Regions from separate parts of the Homo sapiens genome. Here region 2 is linked to region 1. Evidence: chromatin loops called from intact Hi-C (ENCODE). Cell type or tissue: mammary epithelial cell. All regions are shown on one strand. Links, peaks and the distances in the headings refer to the core of each region. The heading gives the core; the rest is flanking DNA. Region 1 overlaps CCL20 (C-C motif chemokine ligand 20). Region 2 has its middle 27 kb from the start of SCYGR1.

Region 1 (15,159 bases), core at 67-2,566:
TTCCATAAGCTATTTTGGTTTAGTGCAAAGTATAAAATTATATTTGGGGGGGAATAAGATTATATGGACTTTCTTGCAAGCAACAAGCTATTTTTTAAAAAAAACTATTTAACATTCTTTTGTTTATATTGTTTTGTCTCCTAAATTGTTGTAATTGCATTATAAAATAAGAAAAATATTAATAAGACAAATATTGAAAATAAAGAAACAAAAAGTTCTTCTGTTGATTGAGTTTTATATCATTTTTATGATGTGTATTGAAACCATTTCCAGGCACAGAAAATATAAGAATTTTCTGAGAAATTATATCCTCCACTTACTTCTAGTTGTTCCCTTTATCTCGGCCCCTCATGGCCCTGGACTTGATTTTACATGAATTATAATGGAACAGTTGTTCTTTTTTTTCTTTAATTCAAAGTCGTCCAGATTAAAAGTTGAAAAAGATCCTATATCTGAGATTCATAACCCAATGTTTATTGATTTAAGAAAACTGTTTAAAATAAGAAACCATGCCCACACACCTTTTGACTACAGGGACACAACAACCATTTAGAATATACCTTCAGGCATCACTTCTTCCATCCTTCTGTCACCAGCCAGGATCTCAGCATACGAACATTTCTCCATTTAAAAGTCCTCCCGAGTCATCTTTAAGCAGTTTCCGAAAGGAAAATGACTATTCAGAGAGTTCTTAGTGGCTGCCTTGCTAACCAGCGGGGAGCCCCCAGACGTGTGAAACCTGGTAAGAGCCCAGCAATCAGGATGAAAAGACTCTGAACCAGTAGTTACTATCACTACATTCATGCATCAAGGTTCACAGAGTGCCTCGGATTCCAAAGGACACACAGGATCACTGGAGGCAGGCATGCTGATGATATGATGCAAAATCAAGACACATAAACCCATAAAGTAGGGCAGTGGTGGGTCACTTGATGTGGAGCCAAAAAAGAGTAAGTGGCTCAATAGTCCCCAAGGGCGTCTGCATCCTCAGGAACAGCAACATTGAATCATCAGGGAAAGTATGCTCAACATCCTGTGTGTTGATTCATCATCACACATAGGTTCAGTATGTGCTGGGCACCGTGCCAAGTGCTAGAGAGAAGAAGTGACTTAAAACTTAATAACTTGCTGCTAGATATTTAAGGCTGAGCAATGTGGCGAGAGGCAGGAATGAGTAAAGCAGCTCTTACAACACTTGGTGGTAAGCACTTTAATAATGAAATCATTGGGCATCATTCGTGAGGGCTTCCAGAAGAAGTACTATGCAGTTGAATCACATTAAGTAGCCAATATTTGATGTCATTGACCTGAGAAGATGACAATTTCACAAGATTCAGCCCAATACTTGTGGTATGAAGAATCAGTAGGAAGTAGCTAGTTGGAAAAGGGACAGCAGGAAGTGTTTGGAAATATCTGCGGGCATGTGTAGTTGTCACAATGTCTGAGGGTGAGTACAACAAGCATTCAGAGGGTAGGAGCCAGGGTTGCTAAACTCACTAGAATGCAACGGATGGTTCTGCACAATGAAGAATTGTCCCACCCCAAACGCCAATCGCGCCACCCTTGAGCAATACCGGATGAAGAGGAGTATATGCAAGTGGGGCAGGGGTGGAGTAGCTGCAGATTAAGTTAAACTGTTATCTCAACTACGTGTGGTGGTTTGGGCTTGACCATGGAGCCCTTGGGAAACCACTGTAAAGGTCAAAATACATGTTGTCTCTGCACGGCAGAGGAAAGGGAGGTGGGGTGGATGGAAAGCAGAGGTACCAGAGACAGCTGCAATGAGGAGGCTGAGAAATGGTGAACTTCAGTCACAGCCACGGCAAAAAAAAAAAAAAAAAAAAAAAGGCAGAAGAGGTGGGATTGTGAAGCCTGGGACTTATCCCAGACACCCCTTCTCTCCTCCCCATCAGTCACTGTTGGAACAGCACAGTCAAAGCAAGGCATTTTCAGGGGGCAGCAGATTTGTCTCATTGCTGGAAGGCCTCAGCAGGTAAGGCTTGTAGAGTCAGGAAAGGAGAAAATTTTGTTAGCACTCTGAAGCTGTCTGAATCTTTTGAGGCCAGGACTACTAATAAGTATTAAGTGAGTTTCTGAAGACTGAAATCTCCAGGCTGGAATGCCAATTTATTAATCAACAACGAAAGCATCCAAGCGTCAAGTATGCGGACACAAGCACATGGCTAGATTAGGGAAGCAAGCTACCTGAGCAGTCAAATTGGAATCACAAAGCTGGTTTGTTAAGGCTGGGATCAGAGAGCAGGGCCTCAGCTATGTAATTTGAATATTTAATGCTCTAGTTTTCACTGGATTAAATATGATCTTAGATTAGGGATGCCACTCCCAATTCACAGCTCTCTCTCTCTCTCTTTTTTTTTTTTCATTTTGGAAAAAAAGCCTATTTACTTTTTAATTGAAGTATAATTTATATGCAGTAAGATACACAAATCTTTTTTTTTTTTTTTTTTTTTTTTTTTGAGATGGAGTCTTGCTCTGTCACCCCGGCTGAAGTGCAGTGGCATGATCTCGGCTCACTGCACTGCACCTTCTGCCTCCTGGGTTTAAGCAATTCTCCTGCCTCAGCTTCCTGAGTAGCTGGGATTACAGGCGTCCACCACCACACCTGGCTAACTTTTGTATTTTTAGTAGAGACAGGGTTTCTCCATGTTGGTCAGGCCGGTCTCGAACTCCTGACCTCATGATCTGCCCAACTCGGCCTCCCAAAGTGTTGGCACTACAGGTGTGAGCCCCCTCACCTGGCCCAGATACACAAATCCTAATTGTGCAGCTTAATAAATTTTTGCATATGCACCTACCTGTGAAACAACCCTGCCTCCTTCAAGACAGTAAATGTTTTCAACACAGCAGGGGAAGGAGCTCTCATGTTCCCCTCCATTTGTAGAACCCAGGGGTAGCAGCTGTTCTGATCTGTTTCACAATAGATTAATTTGCCTTTTCTTGATTTCATATATATGGAACTATCCAGCATTTACTTTTTGGTTTTTGACTTCTTTTACTAGAATCTTCTGTCTCTGAACTTATTTTTAATGGCATGTATAGTACATGAATTCACTCTCATTCTTAGGTTCAAGCAATAGTGATACGGTGAAGGTCTCCTTTAAACTTTCATCAAGCCCCTTGACTCTCTGAGGTGACCCCACAGGATGCCTTTGCTCTCCCCTGGGCTAAGTAGCCCTTTCTGTTTGTACAGTCTTCTTGAGAACCACTGCTAGTTTATGTAAGAGTCTAGTCCTGTCTCCTAAATACACTCTAACCATCTGAATGATTCTGAGGCTTTTGGTCATATATTTTCCAAAAGTCTCTTGTGTAAGACTGCTGATGTCTGGCCATAGCCATAGGCCCTATGTGTGGATTTGACTTGCTGTATTCTCAGAGTTGTCTCCAAGTTCTTCGGTGCCTCCCTGGTGCTTTCCATTAGTGTCATCTTAAGAGGTAAGTAAGATAAGGATGGAATAATGTCTTGCCCCTGGCAATCTGTAGGTCATTGGTAACTGTAAGAGTATTCAGTGAGGTAGTGTAGGAGAGAGAATCCCAATGACAGTGGGTTGAAGAATGAATGGTGACAAGTAGTTTGGCAATGAAGGTAAGAGGAAATAAAAGCTAGAAGGGGAGCCTTTTATCTTTAGATGGAAAAGTATTGAAAGAGTCAGGGAGAAGAGAGAGAGAGAGAGAGAATGAGAGAGAGATTGAAGATATTATAAAGAGTTGAAGATTCTGGAAGAGTAACAAATGGTACCTCAACTTCTCTCAAAAGGCGGGTTTCCAGAACACAGTTCAGCTGAGTCATCTCTTCCTTCGGAACAAAATTCACTCAAGAAAGAGCAGGAGTAGGTGGGGAGAATTTTGCAATTTGGGATGGAGGAAGTTGACAGACTTTGAATATGGTGGTCTTGCTTTTCTTGGTGAAAGACTAGTCACCTTTTGAGAGTGATGAGTGAGCTTTGACATGAATGGAGAAGCTTTGAGATAGTCAGTAGAGGACACAGGGGTACACTCAAGGTTGTTCCACAGTGTTGGGGTTCACTGAAGTCGGAGATAACTAAGCTGCTGTGATTTCCATTGGCACACACCAGGTGGCCTGCTGCAGTTTGGGTGTAAGAATAGACAGTGGTGACTAGTTGGACTAGTTTAGGGTCAGGCTTTGCATCTAGGCACAGTGCAAGGACAAGAGGGCAAGAGTCAATGACAGAGGTTCAGAGAGGGGTTAAAGTGCTGAACCATGCAGTCTAGACCAGAGACAGGAGATGAGGTCCAAAGGTATCTGAGACACTGAGAGAGTATGGGGAGGCCCTCAGATAAAAGGCCTCAATGTGGTCAAAGAGCAGGAGAATGGGAGGGCTGGAGGGGCTGGAGCAGCTCCAGGGGCCAAAGTCCAAGTGTGTGACTGTGGGTGTGCAACTCAAGTGGTGGGGTAGCAGGGCGATGACTGGAAGGCTACCAGGATGGATGAGTCATTCCCATTGATTTTCCCTCTACTTTTTCCCTCTTTTTTAAAAAAATATAGAGTTGGGGTCTCACTATGTTGCCCAGGCTGGTCTTGAACTCCTGGGCTCAAGCATCCTCCTGCCTCAGCCTCCCAAAGAGCTGGGATTACAGGCATAAGCCACCATGCCCTGCTTCCCTCCACTTTTTATTATGGAAAGTACAAAAGTGGAGAGAATCATATAAAAATCCCCCTTGTATCCACCATCTGGATTCAACTGACTAATGGCCAATCTTGTTACATCTACACCACCCAACTCACTTCTTCCCATCTATCCCCCTGGATTACTTTGAAGCAATTTCTAGACATTAAATTATTTTGTTTATAAGTACTTCTCCCTCTCTCTATATATGTACATATATATATATATATATATATATATATATATATATATATATGAACTTTTAAAAACATACAATTTCCCTCACATGGATTTAAAAATCAACACTAATTCTCTAATATCACCCAATGTCCAGTGTTCAAATTTTCTTGCTTGCTTTAAAAAAAATTGTTTTAAAAAACATTATTTGCATCCATCTTTTCTTTAAATGAAGATATAAAGATGTAGATGAAGGTGTAAATGAAGATCCGAAAGAGGTCCACACACTTCATTTGTTTGGCTTGTTTTTTTTTTTTTTGCTTTTAATCTGAGAGCTCCTCACCACCAGCCCCCATCTCCTTTCCTTTTCCTTTGAAATTTATGCTTTGGAGAAACCAAGACATTTGTTCTGTGGTTTCCCACCTTGTGGGTTTTGTTAATTGCATTCCTGTGGTGTTATTTAGCATGTTCTTTGACCCTACTTAGAAATAGAGGCTGGGTTGGATTGGAATTTACTATGCAAGGGGACAAGGCTACTGAATAAGTGGCATTATGCCACATGGGTACAAAGTGGTCCACACTGATGTCAACAGGAATGAAAGGGAACACTGAGCTGAAGAACTGATCAAGGCCATTAACTGACAGCCAGCGGGAGGGGAAGTGGATGGTCTAATGACATCCATATGCTTCAAAGAAGATGATGGGAAAGGTGTGTAGGAATGAGAAAGTGCCATCATGGAAGCACAAGAATACTGGTCTCTACCCACTCCTGGCCCTGTGGTGGGAGAGGAGTGAGAGAGGAGCCCCTTCATGTTGAGAAGACCCCAGGGAGAAGTAGTGTTCTTGCCATAAAATCTGATTTCAGATGAAGCCAGGAGATGGAGAAGTGGAAGATGGAAGGACAGAGAAGTTGCTTTACAACAGAAAAAAGTTTCCACTGAAGGTCATGGGGGGCATTGTGGAGTTCAGCTGGAGGCACAAAGGAGAATTGGGACGGAAGCACTAGCAGTATGAGAAAGAAAAGATGAATACAAAGATTTGGGTAGTAATCATGTCATTAATAATATTTAGATTATTTAAGCATTTGTATGTTAATATCATCTGCTAAGATTGCCAATGTACCTCATTGGAATATGAGCTCTGAACTCTATTTTTATGCCTGTTCTTGGGTAAAGAAACTGAGGCTCAGGAGAGTTAAGAAACTTACTCAAGGTCACACAGTCTTTAGAAATACAATGGAGTCTAGAGTTGGTCTCAGGGCTCCCTCCTGGCCTCTGGCATAAGATATTTTTGTGTCAAGGAGACGGCAGATGCTCAGTCTTGGGGCTGTTTATTTGCAATCTTCTTGTACATCTGTTTGCTCTGCTGTTCTAGAAGTTACCATCAAAGTATTAGAGCATTTTAGACTTTTTTTTTGGATTAAAAAGGCTTCCAAATAAAAAGTTTGTTTCTCCAAGGAGTAAGCTTCAATTGTGATGTGGACACCTTCTTCCCTAGCAGTGCCAGACATATATCACACTGTTGTACTTTTCTTTCTTGCTACATCTCTTCACAGTTTATTGGATAAAAATAATGTTTTCCACTCACTCACTCATTTATTCATTCAACCAAGAGATGTTTATTGAACACTTACTCTGTGCCAGGTCCTGAGGCGGTCATTGGGGATAAACAAGACAACCTTGCGGCTTTCATGTGCCTCATGGTTTAGAAGTGGGGACACACAACACATAGCACCAAATAAATGTATGAAATGTGAGGACAATAAAGTTGGGAAAAGGGACAGAGGATGGGGATGGAGAACTTCATATCTGTGTAGAGCCTGACACAGTTTCCTGCCTTTCTCTCAGAAACAAAGCCTCCGTCTTCCCCTTGGCTTAGAAAGGACCCTGGATAGGGCAAGGAAGACAGGTCTGATTAAACCTGTCCAAGAGTGTAGTCTTTATTTATTTATTTATTTATTTATTTATTTATTTATTTACTGAGATAGAGTCTCGGTCCATCAGCCAGGCTGGAGTGCAGTTTCCAATCACTTTGTTATTTTTTTTATTCTCCTTTACTGGTTTGACCTCTTTTGCCTGATCTTTAAACACCAAGCATCTTTACACTTCAAATCTAAAGATTCTTCTCCTCTCACCTTACATTCTTTCCCTATATAAATCATCAGTGCCATGGCTTTTGTGGTGTTGTTGTTGTTGTTGTTGAGACAGAGGCTCCCTCTGTCACCCAGGCTGGAGCACAGTGGTGTGATCTTGACTCACTGCAACCTCCACCTCCCAGGTTCAAACGATTCTGCTGCCTCAGCCTCCCCAGGAGCTGGGATTACAGGTACGCACCACCACGTCTGGGTAATTTTTGTATTTTTAGTAGAAATGGGGTTTCACCATGTTGGCCAGACTGGTCTCGAACTCCTGATCTCAAGTGATCCGTCCACCTTGGCTTCCCAAAGTGCTGGAATTATAGGCGTGAGCCACCGTGCCTGGCCCAAGAGTGTAGTCTTAGTTTTTGGAGATAACATAGGTCTGTGGAAGACTGTTGCACTGGGCCTTGCTTTACTCTGACTGAAAGGGTAGCTCATAAGTTAGAACCCCTAAGATTATAAAATTTTCTTCACTGAGCTTACCAAGTGTCAAGACTCCAGCTGGGGCCAACTCAAGTTCGCAAAACTTGAATATGCATTCGAACTGTGATTTGGGGATTGCATTAGCACACAGCATCATTGACATTCCTCGAGTCTGGTGATTCTTCGAATTTGTGTTCTTTCTGTGGCTCTGACTCAATTAAAACAAATAAACTATGTCTAGCAATAAATACGATACAATGATGTAGTTACAGAAAATCCTGCCCGTTCTCCAAAATGGTACAACACAATTTGTATTCCTTTCGTTGTTGACATCAAGGCACTTCTGGCAGGAAATGCTCACAAGTTTGAAAAGCTGGTGTACATTTTTTTTTTTCATTTTTCTTGTTTCTGGCCCCCCTCCCTTCACCTGAAAAAACAATAATTTTAAGAGATTGTTAAAATTCAATAATCTAAAATCTTCAATTTAGGTGAATTAAAGTTGAAGTTCTTAATTTGAAGAAATTCACCTAAGTTCCAGGTGATGAGGAAAGTATTGAATGTAGATTCATTCATACTCAGGCCATAATGGGCTTAGTGCTTCATAGGCTTAAATCCAGCGAAGAAAGAGCCTGCTTAGTACTGAGAGTTGAAATTTACAAGCAGATCCATGTACGTAAAGGACCTAAAGACTAAGGAGCCAAGAAGAGCAAATGGGGGCTCATGCTGGGTCCTTTGGGATTTATTGCATGTATTCATATCCTTTTTTTTTTTTTTTGGAGATGGAGTCTCCCTCTGCTGCCCAGGCTAGAGTACAGTGGCATGATCTCAGCTCACCGCAACCTCTGCCTCCCAGGTTCAAGCGATTCTCTTGCCTCAGCCTCCCGAGTAGCTGGGATTACAGGCATGTGCCACCCTGCCTGGCTAATTTTTGTATTTTTAGTAGAGATGGGGTTTTGTCATGTTGGCCAGGCTGGTCTTGAACTCCTGACCTCAAGTGATCCACCTGCCTCGGCCTCCCCAAAGTGGTGGGATTACGGCCATGGCCACCTCGCCCGGCCAATTTATTTCTAACGTTGTTCACCAAAACCATGTTTTTACACATTCCTCTCTTTTCTTATGTGAATTACTCCAGAAATTTTCCCACATCAATCTTAGCCCCATTTTGGGGGTAAAACTGTTTATCAAGTGGCGTAGTCCTGGAAAAACTTCTGAATTAATGAACATCCCATCTCACCTGAATTATTTGGCAGCAATTGCTTCACATCTCAAGCCAAAGGGTGACGCACGTCTTTCTCCCTGAAAAACACACAGGGCATCCATGTGTCCCCCTGCACCACCCTCTGTAACAGCAGAGGCTCTTTGTCCTGTTTTGCGGCAGTTCCGTGGCATTCCCTGGGCATGTTGTCAAACGCAATTAGAAAGGGCACGTGGTGTCTGTCTCCTTCAAGGCAGCCAAGTCTGAGGAGGTCGCAGTGCTTGCCTCCACCCTCTTTTGCCACCTCGTTTCTTGGCTCCCTGGGTTTGGCATGTTGGGTGCAGTTCCATTTGGCCCAGATGCTGTTTCACTTGTTGAAATGATTCCATTTCCTCGGTTTCCACCCTCAGGGCTCCCAGGGCAGGGCTTGCCCTTGCCACTTGCCTCTTCCTGCCACCACCATTCTGCTCAGCTTGGCAGAGCTGATTTGTCTAGGCCTGACTTGACTCGCCCCTCCTCCCTGCCCTACCATAAAAATCAGCCGCACTTTCTGTTTGGTGAAATCTGCTTGCCAGTGAACGAGTGTGGGTGAAAGCATCAGCTTGAAAAAAGGGGTGTTTTCCGTTTTGTCTCCCTCCCTCCCTCCCTCCCTTCCTTCCATCTTCCTTTCCTTTTTCTTTTCTTTTCTCCTTCTTCTCACCCTCCCTCCCTTTCTTCTCTCTCTCTAGACAAACTATGAGTATTTCCTCCCCAAACATCTCCCTGAGGTTGAGACTTCCCTCTGTCTGTCTCTCTCTCTGTCTGTTGTCTGCCAGTCCATCTGTCTCTCTCCACTTACCAATCATTCAGGTTCAAAACCACAAAGTCGTCTGGCTCCTTCCTCACCCTTAGTCTTCCACCCTTACCACTAGTCAGGCACTCACCTGGCTGGCTATGGTTGGCAATAGTTTTCCTCCCTACTCTTTGTTTCCGTTCTCACTGCCCTCATCTTTCTGTGGCTTTCACCTCTGAAGAGGTTTTCTAGCCTTTTCTCTCTCCTTATTTGAACATGTCTTGCCAAATTTATGCCACAATATTGATTTTATCATTCTCAGGATTCTAAATCGCTTCTGGGTACCCATTACCTATCAAGTCCTCAGCTTGGGGTGCAGGGCCTTCCATGATCCAGTTCTCATCCTGCCTCTTAGAGTGATTTATGTGTTTCACATACTCCAGGCACACTGGCTTCTTTACCATGGCATGGGCATACTTTGCCATTTTCTGTCCACACATCTTCGTACATAACTTCACCAAGAATGCTGCTCAATCTCCATCTAGATTAAGCACATCCAGCTTGAGTGATTGTGCTCCTACGTGGACCACTCCCAGATCAGCCAAAGCTCCTCCCTCATCCCTCTGCGTGTCTGTAGCATGTCTCATTTCTCCCACTGATGGAGCGTGTGCCTTGTTCTCCCATGCACTGTACTTCCTCCATGAGCTTTCTCTCCGCAATGCTGTGGTTTTCTTCGGATGAAGAACATTGCATAGCTTCTACCTCTTCGCATTTCTTGCAGTGCCTAACATGAAGCCTTGCAGCTAGAAGGTGCTTTTGGGATGATTTGGAATGGCTAGAAAAACTACTTGATAATTCCTGGGGGAAACCAGCATTCTTGTATACAATTGGTAGAAGTATAAGTCAGTAGGAATTTTCTAAATACATGTTTTCAGGATGCATCGAAAGCCTTAAAAATATGTATCTATTTCACAGTACAGTATTTCCATTTCCTGTGAATTCATTCTAAGGAAATAATTGCATAAGAGCATAAATATGTGTGGATAAAGATGCTCATAACAGGGCCAGGCGTGGTGGCTCACACCTGTAATCCCAGCACTTTGGGAGGCCAAGGTGGGTGGATCACCTGAGGTCAGGAGTTCGAGACCAGTCTGGCCAACATGGTGAAACCCTGTTTCTACTAAAAATACAAAAATTAGCCAGGTATGGTGGTGGTCGCCTGTAATCCTAGCTACTGGGTAGGCTGAGGCAGGAGAAACGCTTGAACCTGGGAGGCGGAGGTTGCAGTGAGCCAAGATCGCACCATTGCGCTCAAGCTTTGGCGACAAGAGCAAAGCTCCGTCTCAAAATAAATAAATGAATAAATAAATAATAAATAAATACATACATAAAATAAAATAGTACTATCTAAAATTTTGATGTAATATCTAGACTTAGTAAAATTCCAGGATGCCTAAAGAAATATTTTTGAAACTAAGAGGACAGGAATATTTCAATCTCAGAGAAAACTGAACACCAGGGACAGTCTTAACAAGGTACCACGTGCCATTTCTCTTTCTTCATGTCCTTTAATTTAAAAAAGTTTTTTAGGCTTAGCCTGGTGGCATTAAAAGAAATTAGATGACTACCATTTCTATTAGCACCTTGGGAGAAAAATTTCTCCTATGTTTCGCAAGCCACCTGGCTTCATCTCTTAATTAGATTTTGTCCGGGGCTATGATCCTGAAATAGTGTTTCTCCATATTGCTTGTTAAAAGTAGAAATTTCTGAAGATTCTGACTTAGTAGGCATAGAGTCCAGGAATCTGTACTTCTACAAGTGCCAGGCTGATTCTCATGGTTAGGTGAGTTTGCTCTCTGGTCAAAGTTCATGAGAGAGGAAGCAGGCCTGCTTATCTCTGTGAAGGTCAGGATCAGCCTGAAGAGGTCCTCTCTGATGGATCCTTGAAGCTGGAAAGTTGATTAAGAGGGAGTTTGCAGGGAAAATGTTGTTTTCTTCCTTCAAGAACTGGCCTTCCTCATCTGAAGGACATAGGTGAGCTTTGTCTCTCTACACCATGGGACCAGGTCATTTCCCATTCCAACATGGTGCTGTGTTGATGGACATGTCCACCCTGGGGACCAGGGGGAGAGGAGAGATAGTAGGTGGAACAAGCACCCAGGCTTACATGTTCAGCAAGAGGTGAGGTCCAGGTCCAAGTACAGGTCAACTTGGCTGTAAAGTCCATGCCTTAAGAATTCTGAGCAGAATGAGATAATCAGACCATTGGTAGCATTTCAGGTACACTGTAACGTGCCCAGAATGTAAGCTGCCTGATAACAGAGACCCTGCCCACCACTCAATCCCAGGCTGGACAGAGTGTCTGTCACGTGCTAGAAACCCTGTAAATATCTGATAAATTCATGATCTTGAGGTCACTTGCCCAAATACAACACAATACGTTTGATTTTCTTTATGTATTTCAAGTCGCTAAATCAAGTTTTTCTTTTCTTCTATGAGCTCACTAGTCCTTACAGACAATCACTGCAAATAAGGACTAGTGAGAACTGGTAGTATTGGGTCCACCTTTTACCCTAAACTCTGAGATCCTGATATTCTACTTATCAAATGCAGAGTCTATATGAAATTATTAACCATGAACTTGCTTCTGAACAGACCCAGATGGGTTTCAAAATGTATCTCATGTGCATTTATTTACTAATGTCAATTCTCCACCTTGAAAATCAGGTCAGAATATTTCTGATGTTGCATTAACAGTTAGCCATTCAGTCTTACAATTTTCAAAGAATTCAATGTAAGTGATACCCAGAAGAGAGGTGAGGAATTGAAAGCAATCTGGGCACAGCTGTGGTCCACTTCTGCAATCAACAGAAAGCAGCACTCCCTCAGCCTTCTTGTCAGACTCAGAATATTAGGAGTGGATAGGCATTCATTCTCGATTATTTCTCAGGCTTTTAAAGGTGATGTTGGAGGAAACTTTGCCCCTCTGCCTTCATTTTCTGATTCAAGTACCTTTTACACATTTCCACAATCACTCGCCTCTTTCAAAATTACAGATTTTTGTTACTTTTTCATTATTTTGCTTTTCTTGTTCATCTTTGATCAACTCTCCAACTGTTTGCACATTAGTGCAGGATCAACAGAAGGGATTAGCTTAGGAAACACCTCAAGGTAAGATTTCAGGAAAAATTAAAGAATGATTAAGTAGGATAGTGAACACAGATTGGCATTTATTTGAAAAGAGCCCCATATGCCCCATTAAATACAGTGTTTGTTGTTCAACCAGCAACTCAGTAAAAGATCAAGGTGAAGGGCCTCTGAATTCTCTTTTTTTCAATGTCTTTCTTTTGTTTCTTTTCCTTCCTTCCTTCTTTCTTTCTTTCCTTCCTTCCTTCCTTCCTTCCTTCCTTCCTTCCTTTCTTTCTTTTTTTTTTTTTTTTTTTGGCATAATCTCACTCTGTCACCCAGGCTGTAGTGCAGTGCCAAGATCTTACCTCACTGCAACCTCTGCCTCCTGGGTTCAAGCGATTCCTCCCTCTGCCTCCCAAGTAGCTGGGATTACAGGTGTCCACGACCACACCCAGCTAATTTTTATATTTTTAGTAGAGACCGGGTTTCAACATGTTGGCCAGGCTGGTCTTGAGCTCCTGACCTCAGGTGATCCACCCACCTTGGCCTCCCAAAGTGCTGGGATTACAGGCTTGAGCCACCACGCCGGGCCCAGTGTCTTTATTTTCGGACTATGCTTTCCACTATAGGTCCCTGTTGTGAATAATTATCTTGAAGGTTGCTTCTAATCTTGTAATACCATGTTTCTGTGATATATTACTTTGAGATCCTGTTTTAGTATATTAATAATATCTGGAATGTGTTTTGAGCTATTAAAAATATCTTTAAAGAGCTTAGTTGTATATCACATACTACTATAAGTTCACTATATATTTTGTAAAGTAAAATGTGGATTTTTAAGTCACAGTTTAATCTGTGAATTTACTTTGTTATGCAGTTTTGAAAGAAGTGATTTCATTTTTTTCTACAAAGGTGGCTTTCCTTAGTAGACTGTCCCTGCCAGGCTAATAAATTACTGCAGATAATAATTTGTAGGCTGTAGGAGAGGAAAGTTGGGAAATAACAAAATGTCAGCCTTGAGAGTCTTGCAACAGATTGGGTTTCATGATGTCTATGAGACTTGACACCCTTAAGTCTTACATATGAGTCCATGCACTTCCGTGCTAGGTAGGTTGCATCGTTATCACCTGGGGATTTAAAAATGTATAGGATAAGATAGGATCTTATCCTATAGGTCTGGGGTGGAGTCAGGAAATCAATTTTTTTTCCTAAGTGTCCAAGGGTGGTTTGATATTCCAGGTTTTGGTATCCTTGCCTAAGTGTAAGTTCCTGTCATTTCAAAATATTATTATTATTATTGTTATTATTATTATTTTGAGATGGAGTTTCACTCTTGTCGCCCTAGTTGGAGTGCAATGGCACGATCTTGGGTCACTGCAACCTCCGCCTCCCGGGTTCAAGTGATTCTTCTGCCTCAGCCTCCCAAGTAGCTGAGATTACGGGCACCTATCACCACGCCTGGCTAATTATTTTATTTTTGGTAGAGATGGGGTTTCATCATGTTGGCCAGGCTTGTCTTGAGCTCCTGACTTCAGGTGATCCACCTGCCTTGGCCTCCCAGAGTGCTGGGATTACAGGCATGAGCCACCATGCCTGGCCCAAAACATTATTTTTTTAAGATATTTATTTCTTAGATTCATAGAGCTTTATCAGAGTTCAGAGTGGAAAATGAAAATCGCTGCAAGTAATTTAATCAAGAAGGGATTTAATACAGGAAATCTGGCCATAGAAAATTACTGGAAGGGCTGAAAGGATTGGTTCATAATTGGTTCTCTGGGAATAATTATAGAAACAGAAAGAAGTGACCCACCATGAGAGCTGTGCTGGAATTAAGAATATTGATTGGAGTAGGTCGGGCATGGTGGCTCACGCCTATAATCCCAGCACTTTGGGAGGCCAAGGCAGGTGGATCACGAGGTCAGGAGTTCCAGACCATCCTGGTCAACATGGTGAAACCCCGTCTCTACTAAAAATACAAAAACTTAGCCGGACATGGTGGTGCATGCTTCCAGTCCCAGCTACTTGGGAGGCTGAGGCAGAAGAATTGCTTGAACCCGGGAGGCAGAGGTTGCAGCGAGCAGAGATCGCACCACTGCACTCCAGCCTGGGTGACAGTGTGAGACTCCATCTCAAAAAAAAAAAAAGAATATTGATTGGAGTCACCAACTGCTGTGCTGGCAATGTGACCACCACTTCACCCACACCTAGACTACTAAGAAACTAGAGACTGGACCCCCAATAGCTACAATCCAGGGATTAGAAAGCCTCATCAAGAAGCCCCGACAGCTTGCTACCCTTGAAGTTGGTGAAGGATATGGAATGCTTGCAGAAACACTTCATGATCTATGAATTTTCCAGGTAGCAAAGACCAGAAAAAATAGATGTAAAGATGACCCTAGCCTGGCATAGTGGCTCATGCCTGTAATGGTAGCACTTTGAGAGGGTGAGGCAGGGGGATTGCTTGAGGCCAGGAGTTCGAGACCAGCCTGGGCAACATAGGAAGACCCTGTCTCTACAAAAAAAATAAAAAATTGGGCTGGGTGCAGTGGCTCATGCTTGTAATCCCAGCACTTTGGGAAGCCAAGGCAGGTGGATTGCTTGAGCTCAGGAGTTTGAGACCAGCCTGGGTAACATGGGGAAACCCCGTCTCTACATAAAATACAAAAATTAACTGGGTGTG
Region 2 (15,159 bases), core at 6,761-9,260, 400 kb before region 1:
AGCTTGGCCTGATCTCAGTGCACTGCTTTTTGGGTTTACTCAACAAATTGAACAATGCTCAGCCCCTCTTCCATGGAACCTTCCCAATCTCTTTAACCAGGGTTACACTGCGACTCCTCTAAGTCTCTGTACATCATAGCACTTTTGTGGGAGACCACTGCTACTTCAAATCTCTGCCAATAGCACCATGTTTCCTTTCGTTGCTAGCTTTTTAGAATTCTAAAGCCTACTTGGCCATTAGATTTTTTTTATTTTTTTTTTTTTGAGACAGGGTCTCACTCTGTTGCCCAGGCTGGAGAGCGGTGGTGCAGTCACAGCTCACTGCAGCCTCAACCTCTTGGGCTCAAGTGATCCTTCCACCTCAGTCCCCCAAGTAGCTGGGACTACAGGTGCTCACAACCACACGCAACTAATCTTTGTATTTTTTGTAGAGACAGGATTTCGTTATGTTGCCCGGGCTGGTCTCAAATTCCTGAGCTCAAGAGATCCTCCCATTTTGGCCTCCCAAAGTGCTGGGATTACAGGCATGAGCCATTGTGCCCGGACTAGCTATTTTTTAAATTGGAGTTTGAGGAAGGAGGAACAGAAAGGCTGCATCTGCTTAGTAAATGACTCCCCGCTGCCAACACACATACCCAGCAGATGGCAACACCCATGAAAATCCTTTCATCCTGTTGTGAATGGTGGATTCCCAAACTCTACAGGACCCTGCACTAGTCAGCATCTGCTCTTCCCTCTTGAGTCAGGGCAGCCTGCAAAAGTCTGGTGTGTATCATAGGCATCTTGGGGCTCACCTTCTACAGAAGGTCAGAGGGCACAGCAAAAATAGCTTTCTTGCTGTGACCTAATACATAAACCCTGGCACACTTCCGCCTGTCAGATGGGAGCACGCCCCTGTCCTCGGGCTGTTTTTCGCTGTCGCAACAGGCTGTTCTGCCGTTAATCCTTTCCTGTAATTCCCGCCGCCTCGCTCGATCTTGCAATTCTCTTGCCCAGTGGCCTTTACAGGGGGTCATTACTGGGACACGGGGAACCAATGTGCGGTAACAAATGCAAGCTGACAGCAACACGTTCCTCGCCAAAAGTGGGACTCTTGGGTTTTGTGTGTGTCAACTCAGAAGAAACGAGAAAAAGACCCCACCATGTGTTGGATGAGGATGGAAATTGGATGCAGTGACTAAAAGTGCTTTGATTAGGTGAATCCGTTGACAGTAAGAAGGAAGAGATTCTCAATGTGCTTGGCATTTCACTTTGTCTCACTTTGGGTGAATAGTCCCAATTCTGTCAGACGTGCATCTCTTCGTCTGTCAGCTCCGTGTCTCTTGCCAGGATGCTTCTCTCTATCTATCAGGCAGAATTTTCAGATGTTGTCTTTCCTGTCAGGAAAAGTTTAATTCATCATTTTCCTCAGGCCTTGAAAAAATTTTTACAGGAAAAAAATGGTGGTGGTGGGTTGGGGGTGGGGGGTTATGACAAAAACATTTACAGATTTTTCTTCACATATAATTTTAAAATTGCCTATTTTTGCTAGGCACGGTGGTTGAAGCCTGTAATCCCAGCATTTTGGGAGACCGAGGCAGGTGGATGACCAGAGGTCAGGAGTTCAAGACCAGCCTGGCCAACATGGTGAAACCCCATCTGTACTAAAAATACAAAAATTAGCTGGTCATGGTGGTGGCACACTCCTATAATCCCAGCTACTAGGGAGGCTGAGGTAGAAGAATCTCTTTAACCCGGGAGGTGGAAGTTGCAGTGAGCCAAGATCACGCCATTGCACTCCAGCCTGGGCAACAGAGCGAGACTCCATCTCAAAGAAAAAAAAAATTACTTACTTTTGAGTAGGTAATACATACACACAGTACAAAAGTCAAAAGGTTCATACAAATGGAAAAAACTCCATACTCTCTTCGCCTCCATTCCCCAGGCACCCAGTTCCTCTCAACGGAGGCAACCCTGGGTACTAGTGGTTTACATCTTTCTAGAGACTGTCTCTGTATAAATTAGCAGAGATAGTCTTCATATGCCTTTTGAGAGCATCTTTTTAAAATTTCTAAATCTAGGTAAGTTCTGAAAAGGAATATATTAAATATACATTAAAATATACTCAATGTGGCTGGGCATGGTGGCTCACACCTATAATCTCAGCACGTTGGGAGGATGAGGCGGGAGGATGACTTGAGGTCAGGAGTTTGAGACAAGCCTGGCCAACATGACAAAACCCTGTCCCTATTAAAAATACAAAATTAGCCAGGCAATGAGCCGGACTTGGTGGCGCATGCCTGTAATCCCAGCTACTTGGGAGGCTGAGGCAGGAGAATTGCTTGAACCCTGGAGGTGGAGGTTGCAGTGAGCCAAGATCGTGCCATTGCACTCCAGCCTGGGTGACAGAGTGAGACTCTGTCTCAAAAAAAAAAAAAGTATATATATATATGTGTATATATATATATATATACACACACACATATATATACACACACACATATATTCAATGTATTGAATGGTCTGTCCAGTTGAAGCCCTGATTCTAGACTAGATAATTTGTTGGCTTCTTGTTAGATCACTCTTAACAGAAATGTGACTGGACTTAGAATCAGTCTGGAAGCATTGTGGATACTCTGGAGTCTGACGTTTCTTGTCCCTTAACATTCAGCTCGTCTTTCCTGAGTTATACCTCTTAGTCATTTCCCTTTGAAATTAAGAGAAGGGCCTCAAATCTTAAAAATGGAAGAATACGGCCGGGCACAGTGGCTCACACCTGTAATCCCAGCACTTTGGGAGGCTGAGGCAGGCAGATCACCTAAGGTCAGGAGTTCGAGACTAGTCTAGCCAACATGGTGAAACCCCGTCTCTACTAAAAATACAAATATTAGCCAGGCATGATGGCGCACACCTGTAATCCCAGCTAGTCGGGAGGCTGAGGCAGGAGACTGGCTTGAACCTGGGAGGCAGAGGTTGCAGTGAGCCGAGATCACACCACTGCACTCCAGCCTGGGCGACAAAGTGAGATTCATCTCAAAAAAAAAAAAAAAAAAAAAAGGAGGGATAGAAGGTCTTGTGTTATTAAGACATAGAAGAAAAGTTAGTTGAGAATCTCACTGGCCACACCCCAAGAGGGGACATTTGGCCACTGCGGGTACATTGGGTGGTCTAGGGAATTGGCTGGGTCTGGGACACACTTGTTAAGCTCCTGAAACTTAGAGTTGAACAGAACAACAGCAGCTAGTATAACGACTTGAAAGGTCCTTTGATGAATTTTAATACCTGGACGCATAAATATTTGTGTTTGATACTTTTAGGCATCTGAAAGAAGTGTCTGATTTCCTTGCTAAGGGATTGGCCTCAGGAACAGATGCATACCAGTGTTGAAATTCTCCTCAGCCTCGTGACTGGCAGTGATTCTTGTGTATCTGCCCTCTGCCTGTGTTGGAGCTGCTAAATTGTAAGAATTTGTAAGTTGGTAAAATACTTCTAAAAACCCTCAGCTCCATAAATATTTTTAAATTTAAATTTAATTTTGTTTTAGAGATAGGGTCTTGCTATATTGCCCAGGCTGGTCTCAAACTCTTGGGCTCAAAGCATCCTCCCATGTCAGCCTCCAGAGTAGCTGGCACTACGGGCACATGCCTTGCTTTGCTCTTTAATTTTTTTTTTCTTTTTTTTTTGAGATGGTCTCTTGCTCTGTCACCCAGGCTGGAGTGCAGTGGCACAATCTCAGCTCACTGCAACCTCTGCTTCCCAGGCTCAAGCGATTCTCCTGCTTCAGCCTCCTGAATAGTTGGGATTACAGGCATGTGCCACCACACTTGGCTAATTTTTGTATTTTTAGTAGAGACGGGGTTTCACCACATTGGGCAGGCTGGTCTCGAACTCCTGACCTCAGGTGATCCACTCGCCTTGGCCTCCCAAAGTGCTGAGATTATAGGTGTGAGCCACCGTGCCTGGCCAGCTCTTTAAATCTTAACGTAGTAACACCGTTACTAATTTCTCAGCTGCTTTTCTGAGTTTAACAATTTCTGACTGAATGCTTTATTTATAGGTTGACAATTCTCAGTACCCCTAGTCAGCCAAATGTGTCTCTCTCCACAACAGAGACTCACCTTCTCGTGGCTGCAAGCTGTGCAGCTGAAGAGGGATTCTGGAGAAAGAAGGGGAATCCTTTTGTTTGGGTCTATTAATGCTACGCAATGTGCCTGGGTTCTTGGAGGGAGACATATCCCATTCTTCCTTATTCCCTCCCATTGACTATACAGGAGAAACTGTATGGAGCTTACTTCAGAAAAACTATTAAGTCCCAAAGATGTGAAGTGTTTTGAATTTTATTCAAGTCCAACCTTGCAGGGCAACAACTCAACACAGCCATTCCTGCTCTTTCAGGAGAAGCCACAAGTGTGGGAAGACAGGCAGCTAAGTCTAGGGCACAGACAAATTAGTCATACTGTCTGCTTAGATCCTGAGGGCCTGCGAAACCCTCAAGGTTTCCTGGTGTCATCTTAAGGTGCTAGTTATTCCATTCTGGCTGCCTTTTGATTCATTTGGTTTTCTGCCCACAGGCAAGCAGAGGCGAAACCAACCTGCCAACTCTTACCTCAAACCCATTGAGAGAGACCTGGGGATTTCCTAGGGTTTTATTTTTACCTATTGCTCCCCAAACAGAAGTTCCATTACACAGAAGCATTTCTTTTTTTCTTTTTCTTTTCTCTTTTTCTTTGAGACGGAGTCTTGCTCTGTCACCCAGGCTGTCATGCAGTGGCACCATCTTGGCTCACTGCAATATCTGCCTCCCGGGTTCAAGAGATTCTCAAGCCTCATCCTCTCGAGTAGCTGGGATTACAGGTGTGTGCCACCACATCCAGCTAATTTTGTATTTTTAGTAGAGACGGGGTTTTGCCATCTTGGCCAGTCTGGTCTCGAACTCCTGACTTCAAGTGATCTGCCCGCCTCAGCCTCCCAGAGTGCTGGGATTACAGGCATGAGCCACCGCGCCCGGCCACACAGAAGCATTTCTCAGTGCCTAATCTAGTTTGCATATCAACTATTATGGAATAAAGAAACCAACAAGACCTTGCATTGCACTCCCTGGGTGGGATGACATATGCCTATCAAGGCCAGAGCCTCCTGAAACCCATCTCTTATTTCTGTTGGCACTGCTCCCACCCAGACAGAAATGAGTTAGAGTGAGGCATTCTCCCTAGTAACCACGGGAAGTAGGATTTCTCCCTGCAGAGGAGCAAAGGAATAGAGGAATGAATATCTTTGACTCCTACTCCTGTTCACCTTATGGGAGTCTTCTCTGATCCCCACAGCTAAAACACCGTCACTTCTACCCCATTCATCTTTATGCTCTTATCTGGCTTTATCTTTCCTGTCTTTTCCCCCACCAACACTTACCTCCCCCCTGCCCTAGAATGTGAGCCCCCTGAGCGCAGGATCTGTCTGATTCATTTACTGCTGTATCCTCAGTGCCCGAAACAGTATCTGTCCCATTTCTGAGTGCACAAAAAAAAAATCTGTTAAACAAATAGGGGACCTCTACTATTGCCAGGCACTGTGTCAGACCCTGTGCATACACTATACATGTGACACAGGTAGGTGTTAGTGGCATCATTCTACAGATGAAGAACCCAGGGAGTAACAAAGGAGGTGACATAACTTCCTCAAGGTCACACACTTAGTAAATAGTTGAGCATTTACTGCCTCTAGAGGGTCTATCCTCTAGAACTTGATCCCTTTTGTCAAATGCAAGAGCTAAAGAATTGTCGAGTAGAGTGTGTTTCATTCTTGAAACCATCTCAGTTTTCTACCTAGGTAGAATTTAGGAAAACAGAAGGGATGGCAAATATATATATATATAAAAACAGAGGAAACCTTCTTGAGGGTTACAACTTAAACAAGCACAGCCCAATACAAAATACTCTGAACTAAAATCAAACAACAATTCTCAGTATCTCAGAGGGTTTGATTAGTTTACTTAAAGTTTTTCAATCATCCCATATGCATTTACTGAGGCCCTCGTATGTGCCAGGCTCTGGGCTAAGTGCTCCGATACTAAGAGAAAGGCGGTAGACTTAGCCCTGTGGAATTTACTGTCCACCTGAGAACAATGAACCCAAGAGGTGTAAGAGACCAGGATTTCTGAAGAATACAGAAGAAATACTCAGTGTGCTTGGAGAGCAAGTGAAAGAGGGTCTGGCATAGACTGTGGGGCGGGGAGGGCAGGTCAGGGAAGATTGGCCCGAGGAAATGGTTTTAGAAGGGAACTAAACTTACCCTGGAGATTATAGTTGTCAAAGAAAAGCAAATCATAAACAGCCAGGACACACAACACAGACGTTACAGAGACACTGACAAGAGGAAATGGGAAGGAGGCGATTAGATTCATGGGCAGGAGCTCAGAGGAGAGGTACGGGCTGGAACTATATATTTGGAAGTCATTGGCTTACAGAAGGTAATTGAAATTGTAGGTGTCGATGAGATCATCTTGGAAAAAATTACACAGCAAGAAAAGAAGGGAGTCCAGCCCTGAGCTTTAAGGAAGTCTAACACGTAGTGGCTGGGAAGGGGAGGAGTTGCCAGCCAAGATGCCCGGGAAGGAGCGGGCGAGAGAGGCAGGAGGGAATGTAGGAATTGTGGCCATGTGAAATCCAGTGGAGAAAAGCTCTCAAAGGAATCATGTGTGCAGAGCCAACACTGCTGAGGGGCCAGAGATAGGAGGACGCAGAGATGAACAGGTGACAATGAAGTCATAGGTGACCCTGGGGAGAGGTCCTTAGGTGGCATGATGTGAGCAAGAGTCTGATGACAGGCAGATGAGAAAGGGTGGGAAGGGAGGGAATGGAGATGGTATCACCCAGTGGTCTGCAAACCAGGACCCACACACCAAATCTGGCTGGAGGCCTATTTATTTATTTATGATGTATTTATTTATTTTGCAAGGGCCTGTTTTTGTAAAGGAGATTTCACTGGAACACAGCCATACCCATTCACTTACATACGTATTATGGGCTGAATTTTATCCTCCTCCTTGACACTTAATTTTTTAAATTGTATATATTTAAGGTATATAACATGATGTTTTGATATACATAAACATAGGAAAATGATTTCCTTTTTAAAAAATTTTAATCAGGCCAAAAGAGAGAGAAAAAAGAATAAATATTCCTATAGTGAAATGATTTCTACAGTGAAATGAACACATTCCCTCATCTCATATAGCTACCTTTTTGTGTGTGGTAGAAATACCTAACAACTGCTCACTTAGCAAATTTCCAGTATACAGTACATTATTATTATAATTATTATTATTCTTAGAGACAGGGTCTCACTCTGTTGCCCAGGCTGGAGTGCAGTGACAGTCACAGCTCACACTGCCGCTTCAAACTCCTGGCCTCAAGCGATCCTCCCACCTCAGTGTCCTGAGTAGCCAGGACTACAGTTTTGTGCCACCACACCTGGCTAATTTCTTTTTAAATTTATGTTATACCTTTTGTAGAGACGGGAATCTCACAATGTTGCCTAGGCTGGTCTCGAACTTCTGGCTTCAAGCAATCCTCCTGTCTCAGCCTCCCAAAGTGCTAGGATTATAGGTGTGAGCCACTGTGCCCGGCCACAATACAATATTATTATTAACTATAGTGTCCCTCCCAAACTAATATGCTGAAGTCCTAACTCCAGTGCCTTAGAATGTGACTGTATCTGGAGATAGAGATAGGGTCTTTAGAGAGGTGAATAAGTTAAAATGTGGTCATTAAGGTGGGCCCTAATCCTGATAAAGAGGGGGAGATTAGGACAGACAGACACAGAAGGCAGGCCACGTGAAGACACAGGGAGAAGATGGCCATCTGCAAGCCAAGGAGAGAGGCCTTAGGAGAAACCAACCTTACCAATATCTTGTTGTCGGACTTCCAGCGTCCAGAACTGTGAGGAAATAAATTTCTGTTGCTTAAGGCACCTAATCTGTGGTTCTTTGTTATGGCAGCCCTAGCAGCCCATTGGCTATTTTTGCACTACACAAGTTGCAGAGTTGAGTAGTTACAACAGAAGCTGTATGGTGAGCAAGGCCAAAAATATTCAGTAGCTGGCTCTCCACAGACATTGTTTGCCAAGGCTAGGCATGGTAGCTCACCTGTAATCCCAGCACTTTGGGAGGTCAAGGTTGGTGGATCTTTTGAGCTCAGGAGTTTGAGATCATCCTGGGCAACATGGCAAAACCCCATCTCTACAAAAAAATACCCACGACCCGCCCCCGCCAACCAAAAAAAAAAATTAGGCATGCTGGCATGCACCTGTAGTCCCAGCTACTTAGGAGACTAAGGCAGGAGGATCACTTGAAACTAGGAGGCTGAGACGGCAGTGAGCCATGATCGTGCCACTGCACTCCAGCCTGGGCTACAGAGTGTGACCCTGTCTCAAAAAAAAAAAAAAAAAAAAAAAAGAAAGAAGAAAGAGAGAGAGAGAGAGAAAGAAAGAAAGAAAGAAAAAAAAAAGAAAAGAAAGAAAGAAAGAAAAAGAAAGAGAAAAAGAAATGATTCGCCAATCCCTGATACAGACAATTGTTTCAAGGTCATATACCTGGTACATCCCAGAGTCAGGATTTGAACCCCAGTCAGCACCAGTGACTCCTGTTCCCTGCCCTACCCCCTGAGAGCAGGCTGCCTCCCCTCAGCCAGGAGGGCTGGAGCTCAAACAGTAAAGTCAGCATGGTTCTTTTCTTTTCTTCAGTTCATGCTCTGCCCTGTGGGCAGCTGTTGTGGGGAAATGCTGAGTCATAAATAATTCTTACATTAATGCCAAGGCAGCCGGAAGGGAAATGTCAGTAGGAAATGGTATTTCAAATAAGTACAAATTTCATAATTCAGCCAATTTTTTAGACCATTTCTCGCAGCAACATTTTCTTATTTTGAGTTTTGGTAAACTCATAATCATTTATAAATGTGGATAAAACCTACCTTCATTTGGACATGTGACCCAGATATATACATGATATAGAATGGGCCAAACAGATCAGAGCAAAGAGAGGAACAATTGGTCTTATGTATAACTGGCCCTTGTATCTTTACATCACCCAAGACAATTATAGTATTGTGACATTCACTGTTTGAGCTTATCATTGAGAAGCTCCAGGAAGCTTCGATTTCTACTCAACAGAATGGCTCGTTAGTATAATTTTATCCTCTCAGAAATATATTGCAGAAGTCAGCCGTCACAGTCAGCTTCATTTCCTTGAAGGCCTCTTCAGGGTAGTGCCCAGAGACACAAGGGTTGCCAATACCGGTGTCTGCAGGTCCAGGAGCGTGGGTTAAGGAGTGAAGCCAGTTAGGCAGAGAAAACACCGTCCTCCGCCCCACCGCCCCCAGCCCATTGTGGTTATGAGGAAACATAGGCCAGCTGTTCCCAAATCTTCTGCTTTTTCACAAGAAGCCGGAAATCCAGATTTGATGTGAAATTTCCTAATTTCTAAATCTTGGCAACTAATTCAAATAAAAAAAAATAAAAACACAGATTTTTCTTTTTTTTTTTTGCCTGTGGTTTGGACCCCACCATAGGACCCCTGTTAATGACTCCTGCTCTGGTGAGACTCCATGGCCAGGGTGAAGGGCAGGGGTGAAGGGCAAGGGTGAAGGTCGAAATTAGTCTGAACTCACTGGTGTTCATCATTCCTCATGGCAAAACCTTGCTTCCAGGTGTGGTCTTCCCCCGTGCGTTTCTGTGGCTGTATCTGACTTACCCAGTCTCATACCCAGTTTTTCTCTTCCCTTTATTTCTGGATACTGAAATTCTTGGGGTTATTTAAGCCACAGCTGTTTAAAAATGTCAGCATCTGAACCTCATGTTCCCAAGCAAGGAACTGTTGACTGAGTTGGGTCAGCAGGAAGGAATGGACTAGATTTTCTGCCACCCTGACAATGTTTTCTAAACCTGGAGCGAGGCTTCCTGACTCTGTCTCTGCCACTTTTCACATAGGAGTTGCCAAGGAACAGATGAAGGGATACTAAAAATACAAGCTTTGCCATCTCTGTGTTCTTTTTTCTTCAAATCTTTTCTCCATAAATGCCTCGCCTCTTGAATCTCCATTTGTTTTTCTCATTTGTTCAATCATTTATTCACTCAGTAAACATTTATGAAGCAAATAATGTGTGCCAAGTACCACCTTAGGTGCGGGGAGGGCCAAGGCAAATCAGACTTGGTCCCTGACAGTGAAGGGCCTACGTCTATGGTGAGTGAATGTTTGCGTCCTCCTCAAATTCATACGTTGACATCCTAACCCCCAAGGTGATGGTATTAGGAGGTGGGGACTTTGGGAGGTGATTAAGTCATGACGGCCTAACCCTTATTAATGGTATTAGTGCCTTATAAAAGAGACCCCAGAGAGCTCTGTTGTTCTCTTTCTGCCATGTTGAGGGCATGGGGAGAAAGAGGCCATCTATGAACCAGAAATGGGCCCTCACCAGATGCCAAACCTACTAGCACCTTGATCTTGGACCTCCCAACCTCCAGAACTGTGAGAAATACATGTTTATTGTTTAAGCCACCCCATTGATGATATTTTTGTTGTACAAGCCTAAAGGGACTAAGACATGTAGGTTCCTGGATGATCAGAACTGAGGCCCATGTATGTCTGGTGACCAGCACTCCCACATATATAACCCTCACCACCCCCTCTTAGGTATGGTGAATTTGGCTTGAAAGAGTGGAAGTGAACAATAAATGCTAAATTGAAAGAGATACCACAGAGTTTTCTAGAAGAAAAAAAAATCATCATGGTAGATTCCTTTGAACCAAGCAATAATTTTAGCAAAGCCATTACTAAAGTTTCTTTTTCTTAATGGACTTTATTATATTTTTAGAGCAGTTTTAGGTTCACAGAAAAATTTTTTTCATTTATTTATTTTTGTACATGAATAAGTTCTTTAGTAGTGATTTCTGAGATTTAGGTGCACCCATCACCTGAGCAGCATACACTGTACCCAAAGTGTAGTTTTTTTTTTTCCTTACCTGCCTCCTACCCATTCCTCTGAGTCCTCAAAGTCCGTTGTATATTCTTATGCCTTTGTGTCCTCATAGCTTAGTTCCCTCATGGCAAAATTTTGAGGAGGGTACAGAGAGTTTCTGTATGCCCCTTGCCACTGTACACAGCCTGCCTCACTATGAAAATCCCACACCAGAGGATATATTTTTTACAATCAATGAAACTACATTGACACGTTATCACCCAAAGTCCATAGTTTACATTAGAGTTCACTCTTGGTGTTGTATATTCTAAAGATTTGGACAAATGTATAATGACATGTATCCACAATTACAGTATCATACAGAATAGTTTCACTGCCCTGAAAATCTTCTGTGCCTTCCCTATTCGGATTATTTTTTTTTCACTTTGAAATGCTTAAGAACAGCCTCAGTAAAATGTTTATATCCTAGGCAGTGAATGATTTGATCTCTATAGGAATGAGCTGGTTGTTATCATATCAGAATTTGGGGGTAAGCTACAGATGCTAATATAGGGACATAGAAGATTTTTCCCCTCAAAATTAGTTAAGATTAGCAAATAGCATTAAGGCAGTTAACCTTGATGAAATACCTAGCAAGAAATGGGTGATGTTATCCTGGAACTGCTATTCTCCTCCCATCTCTTCTCTCAGCATTTGCCATCCAAACCATTTGGAAGCTTTGGTGCTTGATGCATTGCAGTATTTTTTTTTTCTTTTCTTTGAGAAAGATGAACTTAATTTCTAGTTCAATTTGAAAGTCCTTGCTGCAGTGAAGAACATCTATATTTGCTGAGTTTTACCAGGAAAGGAAGGCATCTTCAGTCTAACCTCTACTGGACTAATGTTTTAGGAAGACTCAATCATTCCAGCCCATGAAGAAAAATCTGCTCAAAAAAATTTGCAAAATATTATATTTTAAAAATCTGTGGGCCGGGTGCAGTGGTTCATGCCTGTAATCCCAGCACTTTGGGAGGCTGAGGAAGGTGGATCACCTAAGGTCGGGAGTTCAAGACCAGCCTGGCCAACATGGTGAAATCCCGTCTCTACTAAAAATACAAAAATTAGCCGGGTGTGGTGGTGCACGTCTGTGATCCCAGCTACTCAGGAAGCTAAGGTAGGAGAATCGCTTGAAACTGGGAAGGCAGAGGTTGCAGTGAGCTGAGATCACAGCCACTGCACTCCAGCCTAGGCAACAGAGCGAGGCTCTGTCTCAAAAAAAAAATTGTATATATTTAAAAGTACATATTAAACCAAATATTTAATGTATTTTTATATTAAAGTGTTTGGTTTCACTTTGCTATCTGTTTATAAGTTCATCAACTTGTGTTTTATTTTACTGTCAAAATAGATATCTATAGAACCATAGTTTGCTTTTTGTTATTATTTTATTCATTTATTTATTTATTTCGAGATGGAATTTCACTCTTGTCGCCAAGGCTGGAGTGCAATGGTGCCATCTCAGCTCACTGCAACCTTTGCCTCCCCGGTTCAAGTGATTCTCCTGCCTCAGCCTCCTGAGTAGCTGGGATTACAGGCATGTGCCACCACACCGGGCTAATATATATCTTTTTTTTTTTTTAGTAGAGATGGGGTTTCACCATGTTGGCCAGGCTGGTATTTAACTCCTGACTTCAAATGATCTGCTCTCCTTGGCCTCCCAAAGTTCTGGGATTACAGGCATGAGCCACTACACCAGGCCAAGATCCATAGTTTGAATGGGCTTCCAGGATTGGGATAGATAGCAAAGGTTCAGCTTAGGCCTGTTCCATTTGTGACTATTGTCACAAATGTTAAATTTGGAGTCACCTGCCCTTGAACTCACCCTTGACCTGGCCAGAAAAATGGAAGCATGTCAATGGTCTGGGGAGGAAAGGACCTTATGTGAAATTAAAAGAATTGTCTGGTTAACCATGTTACACCTTGGGTCCAAATAACTTTGAGTATGGGCACATTTAAGGACAGAACCTAGAGATGAGAGAACTGCTTCCTAATGGATGGAGTGAGATGAGCCCTACTGGCCAGGGTCATCAGACAGCCCTAGTTACTGGCCTGGAGACAAGGACAGTGCTGAAAACTGTACTCCAGAGACATTCCTACTATAGCTGAGACACATCTGGGGCCTCCCCAAGACACCAGAAAAAAATGGAGCCCAGAAATGGAGGCTAAGGCCCTGCAGTAGTGCAGTAAAAGTTCAGCTTAGGCTGAAGGGGATAATGAGGTAGTGAAATACCGCATTAACAATGACTGTGACCTGAGTTGTGCCTGGGCCAGTCAATAAGCTGTATTTCTCAACTCCAACCTTGCCCCTGCCCCACCTTCTGTACTCTGCTTTGTGATTCGGGGGCTGGGCCTCTGCAAACCCCATTTTCGCTTTGGAGCTGGCTCCCTCTGAAGCTCTTCCCATCTTCCCATGGGGAGATGCAAGAGAGAGACCGCACAGCCGGAGGAGGAGGAAGCCCCTCTTCTTTCCTGACCACTTTCTGCTCCTGTGAATGGCACCCAGGCAATGCTTCATTAAGAAGTGAAATGAGCATTAACCATTTCATGCTCAGCAGTAGCACCAGTTCCTTCCCGAGTCCACCACTGAAGCCAGTCTGCAATATTTTCAATGCTTGTAGAACTGGTCCCCTCACAGCCCCTCGCAGACCTCAGCTGGAACGTACAGTAGCCCTCCTTAAGAATCTGGTGCTCAGCTCCACACGGCTCTTCCTCCAAACATCTAAGCTTTAATAGTTTGAGCCTCTTCCTTTCGCTCCCCAATTCCCACTGCTTCCTCTAGTTTCTACCTCCAGGGTAGTTTTGCGTTATCTTTTTGCCATTTATGTTACCTAGCGCATTTTATGTTATCAGCAAATTTATGCTTAGTTAACAATTAAATCCTCTCTATTCAAACAACTCATGCTTTTTTTTTTTTTTTGAGACGGAGTCTCTCTGTCACCCAGACTGGAGTGCAGTGGTGCTATCTTGGCTCACTGCAACCTCCACCTTCCAGGTTCAAGCTATTCTCCTGTCTCACCCTCCCGAGTAGCTGGGACTACAGGCGCCCACCATGTCTGGCTAATTTTTGCATATATTTATTTTTAGTAGAGACGGGTTTTCACCATGTTGGCCAGACTGGTCTCCAACTCCTGACCACAACTCATCTGCCCTCCTCCGCCTCCCAAAGTGCTGGGATTACAAGGATGAGCCACAGCGACGGGCCAACTGTTGCATTTTCTATCTCCTTATTGGACCGTGATTGACACATACCTAAAGTTTCCTCTGTTTATTCATTCAGGAAATACGTAATGAGTTCCCACTGTGTGCCAAGCACTGTACTGAGTGCCAGGTCACAGGGAGGAGGGAAAGACAATAACCAATAGAATAGAATCTCTCCACACACCTCCACTTACCAGAGGGAGAGATTTAAATTCTCAATCTGGGCTGGGCGCGGTGGCTTACACCTGTAATCCCAGCACTTTGGGAGGCCAAGGCGGGCAGATCACCTGAGGTCAGGAGTTCGAGACCAGCCTGGCCAACATGGCAAACCCCCGTCTCTACTAAAAATACAAAAATTAGCCGGGTTTGGTGGCGGTAGTGCCATTGTACTCCAGCCTGGTAGACAGAGCGAGACTCCATCTCAAAAATAAATAAATAAATAAATAAATAAATAAATAAATAAATAAATAAACAAACTAACTCTCAATCTGTAATATAAATGGTTAATGCTCATTTGGCGTTTTGTTTTGTTTTGTTTTAGATGGAGTTTTAATCTTGTTGACCAGGCTGGAGTGCAATGGTGAGATCTTGGCTCACTGCAACCTCCTCCTCCTGGCTTCAAGTGATTCTCCTGCTTCAGCCTCCCAAGTAGCTGGGATTACAAGCGCCCACCACCACGTCTAGCCAATTTTTGTGTTTTTAGTAGAGATGAGGTTTCACCATGTTGGCCAGGCTGGTCTCAAACTCCTGACCTCAGGTGATCTGCCCGCCTCAGCCTCCCAAAGTGCTGGGATTACAGGCGTGACCCACCGCACCCAGCCTCATTTTGCTTCTTAATGAACTTATAGTATTGAAGTAGCCAGTGCTTCCCATTCCATCATAAAACCCAGCGATGGATGCTCCTATGTTGGAGCCCCTCGCCAAGGTGAGACTCACACTAACCAAGAGTCAGTTGTGTTTGTCCCCAGTCCTG

Evidence for each region. Hi-C counts contacts between places; a loop is a spot of excess contacts. Peaks named below come from ENCODE experiments on the same cell type or tissue, not always from the same donor. Only the 100,000 strongest peaks of a DNase experiment are listed, where the experiment ranks them.
Region 2: it touches region 1 in a loop (10-fold over the local background); 6 of 110 quality-filtered maps call a loop at or near these places.

Annotation. Positions count from the first base shown.
Region 1 is chr2:227,817,340-227,832,498 of GRCh38, forward strand. CCL20 (C-C motif chemokine ligand 20) reads left to right here. Exons shown (of 4, transcript NM_004591.3): 4 at 1-217. Among named protein-coding and RNA genes, the nearest start is that of CCL20, 11 kb to the left of the region's middle. RefSeq lists an enhancer at 440-1,639. In mammary epithelial cell, for the core only: a CTCF peak has its summit at 1,183; a DNase peak (open chromatin) is centred at 1,062; H3K4me3 peaks cover 904 bases; H3K27ac peaks cover 2,296 bases.
Region 2 is chr2:227,407,009-227,422,167 of GRCh38, forward strand. No RefSeq gene overlaps it. Among named protein-coding and RNA genes, the nearest start is that of SCYGR1, 27 kb to the left of the region's middle. RefSeq lists an enhancer at 4,602-4,801. In mammary epithelial cell, for the core only: no CTCF peak of the experiment used is centred there; DNase peaks (open chromatin) are centred at 8,003 and 8,723; H3K27ac peaks cover 1,709 bases.